2 separate regions of the Homo sapiens genome follow, and region 2 is linked to region 1. The links are chromatin loops, found by intact Hi-C in ENCODE. Cell type or tissue: PC-3. All regions are shown on one strand. Links, peaks and the distances in the headings refer to the core of each region. The heading gives the core; the rest is flanking DNA.

The links. A loop is a pair of places that touch in the nucleus more often than their neighbours do. Peaks named below come from ENCODE experiments on the same cell type or tissue, not always from the same donor. Only the 100,000 strongest peaks of a DNase experiment are listed, where the experiment ranks them.
Region 2: a loop joins it to region 1, with 2.8 times the contacts of the local background. A loop is called at or near these places in 4 of 110 quality-filtered maps.

The regions. Positions count from the first base shown.
Region 1 is chr1:199,858,116-199,861,037 of GRCh38, forward strand. No RefSeq gene overlaps it. Among named protein-coding and RNA genes, the nearest start is that of NR5A2, 170 kb to the right of the region's middle. In PC-3, for the core only: no CTCF peak of the experiment used is centred there; a DNase peak (open chromatin) is centred at 1,526; H3K27ac peaks cover 353 bases.
Region 2 is chr1:199,690,297-199,693,218 of GRCh38, forward strand. No RefSeq gene overlaps it. Among named protein-coding and RNA genes, the nearest start is that of NR5A2, 340 kb to the right of the region's middle. In PC-3, for the core only: no CTCF peak of the experiment used is centred there; a DNase peak (open chromatin) is centred at 1,455.

The sequences.
Region 1 (2,922 bases), core at 123-2,622:
ATTTAACACATCCACATTACCAATCTTTCATCTCCTTTTATTTTTTATGTGACCAAATAAAGAACACCAGCACCTGCCTAAAAAATGACTTCAGAATCCCCCTGTAAACACAGACAGACAGGACCATCTAAGCCAAAGGCACACACATAGTTCCACCCCAAAGCCTGGCTGCCATTGGGTCCAATCTGACATTGCTGCCTGACTTCGTTTTGGCTTAGACACAGAATATAGTCAGAGTATTCAAAGGGTACTATGGTGTTGTGGCGTTGTGTACTGATAAGGTCCTGTCAGTATCAAGAGACTACAGTAACCTCAAACGAGTAGTGCCACTAAACTCGGATCCTCAACATTACTTAGCTTCTCTTCTGCTCTTGCAACAATTCCCAGTGCTGAGTTTCCAAAGAAACAGTGTGGTAGGGAAGCTGGCCACAAGGACCACCTGTTCTGATCATCATTAGAGTATGCTGTAGGGACCTTTCTCAGGTAAGAGGCCAACACAAGTTTAGCAAAATCAGGTGTGAAAACACTAACCATGGAAGTAAAATCCGTCCACCCCAGCCATGAAAGAAAATTTACAACTCCACAGAGAACACTTGACTGAGAAACCAAAACGTCTGAGGAAAGAAAACAAATGTGCCTACCTCTAAAGAACATTTCGCACAAATTTAAGGCAATTAAAACTTTTTGTTGAGTTTATAATAACTGTACAGCATCAAAATTCTACTGAGTGATTTATACTTCATCTCAAATCATGCAATGTTCCAGCACCTTCATTTTTTAAATCAAGAAATAAAACACCAATGTGAATTACATAGATTCTTTGGATTTTCAAATACATGCATTCTTTTCCACTTGACATTAGATTTTTCTTCAGAAATTGGAATTTGATCACTGAAGAGCAAGGAGTGATGAACATATTTTCTGCAACCACTCTAACCTCAATGTTACCATCTCCCCCATTCCACATTCACTGGTTTCTTAGTTGGGGCAACCTTAATCTAATTATTTGAGATTTGTGACCACTAGGGATAAGAAAAATGACATGAATTAAAGGGGCATGAAATGAGTTTTGGAAGAATCCATAAATGAGTCTAATGTCCTAAGGATTAAACAAGCGAGAGAGAAAAAAACTGCAACATGACATACGGTCTTTTAAAAGATGTATTTTTGTTTCTGTTTAAGGACTTTTTAATCTTTAAATTCCAAGCTTCTATCTACAAAATTCAGGACATTTACATGTCCTCTGCTTGCCTCTTATTTTGCAAGAATTTACCCTCTTTTTGCAAGATTATTACCCTCTTTCTTAAACCCCAAAATGAGAAAAGTTACTTTTATGTTTAATTTTTTGTACATTCTAGTATCTGTTGAGAAACAAAGCCATGACAAAAAGGAAAAACAGGAACCCCACATCTGACAACAATAAAAAAAATTTTAGTTTCAAATATCACTCAATTGGCTGACACATTTCTTTTTCCTATGGGCCAACAGCTGCATGACTCACTGATGTATGTTTTGCCTGCCTTAGCTCTGAGTGGGTTGATGTAAATAGGAAGTGATGAGGAAAATCAAATTGGAGCAAACACATTTTTTCAAGACTGTAACAGGAAGAGATAGGAAGCCCAGGAAGATACTTGATAGGTATTCAACTCTGTAGAAAGGAGGAAGTAGCATGTTGAAGCACTCGGCTAGTTATTTTGAGTTGAACGGAAATGGGATATAACAGAGAAAGGACGCAGATAGGATGCATTTTGTTGCATAGCAACACAGAGGCTAGAAGCTACTGTACATAACTGAGACCATCTGTCTGTATGAAAGACTGAGGAGAAATGGTTTAAAACAAAGAAGAGTGAGGTTAATACATTTGCAAAGAATAGATGAGGTTTCATATTCCATCTAAAAGGCAAATTTTGTGGTTATATAATAATACCTTAATATTTAAATGTGATTTCAAGGAGTTGTTTTTGTTTTGTTTTGTTTTTGTTTTTTATTAAGATGGAGTCTCATTCTGTCATCCAGGCTGGAATGCACTGATGCGATCTCGGCTCACTGCAACCTCTGCCTCCCAGGTTCAAGTGATGCTCCTGCCTCAGCTTCCTGAGTAGCTGGGATTACAGGCACCTGCCACCATGCCTGGCTAATTTTTTTTTTTTTTTTTTTTTTTTTAGTAGAGATAGGGTTTCATCATGTTAGCCAGGCTGGTCTCGAACTCCTGATCTCAGGTGACCCGCCCTCCTCGGCCTCCCAAAATGCTGGGATTACAGGCATGAGCCACCGCACCTGGCCAAGGAGTTGGTTTTAATACATGAAACATGATGCCTTGTGCTTCCATCTTGCCTTTGTACTACACTCCCTGCTTTGGTTCAGCCACTTGCCTGGAAATTTCCAGAAAGGTTAGCAGGTGGTTAGGTTGGTGAGGTGGGTAGTGTTTGTGAACTTTGAAAGACCCAATTCAGCCCTAAAAGTCAATGCCCAATAAAAATTGGTTATCTCAAAGACAAACCAATGGGGTGGGGGTGAGAGGTGGGGAGAGAAGCCCACCAAAGATAACGCCCACTTCTGTCCTGTGAGTTCCCCAAAAGACTTCCTGGGGAGTCACTTCTATCACAGACCCCTGACCGAATGGAAAGACAGGGAGCCACACACAAGAGTATTTCCGGCCGGGCACGATGGCTCACGCCTGTGATCCCAGCACTTTGGGAGGCCAAGGCAGGCAGATCACCTGAGGTCAGGAGTTTGAGACCAGCCTGGCCAACATGATAAAACCCTGACTCTACTAAAAATAACAAAAATTAGCAAGGCGTGATGGCACATGCCTGTAGTCCCAGCTACTTGAGAGGCTAAGGCAGGAGAACCACTTGAACCCAGGAGATGAAGATTGCAGTGAGCTGAGATCATGCCATTGCACTCTAGCCTGGGCAACAG
Region 2 (2,922 bases), core at 247-2,746, 170 kb before region 1:
GCAGGGTCAATATGAAAGCTTATCATTTATCCAGCAGAAGTAAAGTGCTCTATAGTCTGCTTTGGTGATAAACGGAGGCCAGCGATGACTTAAATTATCTACTAACATTGTAGTGCGGCCACAATGAGTGGCGTGAGGAGGCCTCATCAGGCCATGCAGCTGACCAGCCTGTTGGGGAGAGAGCCCCACAGCAACTTGCACTGACACCCTGGAAAGCAGTTCTGGGGGCGTTAGCACTGACTCATTGAATCTTCACTAGAATTCTTTGAGGTAAGTATTTCAATCTCCCCTCTACTAGAAGTAGAAAACTAAAGCTCAGGGAGGCATTCAGCCATTTCCCCCAATTATTAAATGATATCACCTGGATTTTTCAGGTCTGCCTGCAAGACTATTTCAACTCTGTTATTTCAGTTCCCTTTTCTGTGAAATGAGGAAGCCTGAACTAGGAATCTTCAGTTCTTGCTGGCTCATTCATTCTGTGATTTTCCAGGTTTTCTCTTCTAAATGTAGAGTGATTTTTCTTTTTTAAAATAGTCCACACATTCCCAACACAGGCACATAAATAGTGTCACTCTTTTAAACTATCACATCAACACAGAGCATTTAATAACAACAGCATTTTTTCTCCCTCAGCTTGGTTTTAAGCCTCTATTCTTTGGCAGGTCTGTCTTGTCCCCAGGTTTCTAGGAATGAACTAAAGGAACTTTTGCATCTGCATGAACTAATAGCCTCTTATGAAGCAATGTGGGCTGTAAGTAGAGTTGCCAGAGTGAGTCAATAAAAAGACAACTAGTTAAAGTTTGAATTTCAGATAAATAACAAATAATTTCTTATATGTTTACCCCATGCAATATTTGGAACATAATTACACTAAAAAGTTATTCACTATTTATCTGGAATTTTATTATTATTTTTTTTTTTTTGAGATGAGGTCTTGCTTTGTCACCCTGGCTAGAGTTAGGTGGTGCAATCACAGTTCACTGTGGCCTCAACCTCCTAGGCTAAAGCAATCCTCCTGCCTCAGCCTCCCGAGTATTTGGCACTACAGACTCACACCACCACGCCCGGCTAAATTTTTTTTAATTTTTTATAGAGATGAGATCTCCCCATCTTTCCTTGGTTGGTCTCAAATTCCTGGGCTCAAGCCATCTGCCTGCCTTGCTTTCCCAAAGCTCTGGGATTACAAGCATGAGCCACCGTGCCCAGCAGAAATTCAAATTTAACTGAGCATCCTGGATTTTATCTGACGGCCTGCTACAAAGCCTCCCTCAGAGGTCATCCCTGGGCTCTGTATTGTCAGGAAAAACAAGGAGTGGGGAGGGAGCTTAGAAACTGAACAATGCATGAGGTAGGAACAATGAAGAAAAGCCTTTTCCCTCCTCCACGAGCTGTAACTGCTGCTTCCTTCTGCACATTGCACTGTGGTCAGGGAGCCTTGTTAACTACAGCTCCAACACCACTTTATAAATCATTACTCACTTCCTGTCCATTAACATTACCAAACAGCAGGGGACAACTTGTAAGCTATTATCCTGTAGTCAAGCCCTTGCATCAAAAACATTAGCTCACCAAGTATATTTGTACATTTTAGTAAGGATTGCTCTTTCCTAAGTCAAGTTTTAAATCTCCCCCGCCAACACACACACTATTTCCACCTCTTTACAACTGCATACATGTAAATACCCTGACTTATCTTTCTCTTTTACTACATCATTATCAAATAACCAAATTTCCCTATTCTTACCATGATCATCAATAGAACAAAGGTATTAGTAAACACCAGAAACCATCAGATAATGCAAAAAGACAATTCAAACCATGAGGTCTGCCCCCTGGGAACTTCTCTAGGTGCTATGGATACAAAGATGAACAAGACACTTTTTTGTGAATCCATTTAAAATATTTGGGAAATTTGGCCCGGTGCGGTGTCTCACGCCTGTAATCCCAATACTTCAGGAGGCCAAAGCAGGCAGATCACTAGAAGCCAGGAGCTTGAGACCAGCCTGGCCAACATGGCAAAACCCCATTTCTACTAAAAATACAAAAATTAGCTAGATATGGTGGTGTGGGCTTCTAATCTCAGCTACTTGGGAGGCTGGGGCTAGAGAATTGCTCCACCTGGGAGGTGGAGGCTGCAGTGAGCCAAGATCTTGCTATTGCACTCCAGCCTGGACAACAGAGTGAGAGTCGGTTTCAAATAAATAAATAAATAAATAAATAAAGTATTTGGGAAATTTAAATGATTTGGAAAGGATTCTTCAGGCCTCTTGAACTACTGTGAATACCTGGTGCCCACTCAATGCACAAGTATCCTTTTCCTGGAATTACTTCCTCCTCCCTGACAAGTAGATGCTGGCAACAATCTCAGTGGATAATTTGTGTCTCTGATCCCTTGGCCACGGCAGATTGTACCAGAACATAGGCCTGATAAAAGCAGTGTCCATTTTATTTCTCACCTGGGAATTTGAGATTCAGATTGAGAAACAGCTACTCAGCCTCTGAGCATGGTTGGAACTAGGACTTGGTAACTGGAGAGCTGTGGAAGAACGGGTTCTGTGTATGGATTCAAGATGTGGAAAAAGCCAGTGAAGGGAGAAAAGGAGAAAGCAGACAAAATGAAGAGAGAGTGGCTTTTTCTCCCATTCATTCAAAATACATTTGTTAATGGCCTTCTGTGCATGTATGTGTCAAACACAGTTCTGAACTCTAGAAACAGAGGCGTGAAGAGGTAAAATCCCTGCCTAAGAATGACAATAAATGAGAAGATAAATAATTAATAATATGATATATCAGATCAGTGCTAAAAAGAAAAATTAAAAATGTAACCTTTATTATCTAGAAATAAAAAGTTCTACAAAGGTGTAGGGCAATTTCAAATGGAGTAGTCAGGAAGACCTCACTGAGAATAAGACATTTGAGAAA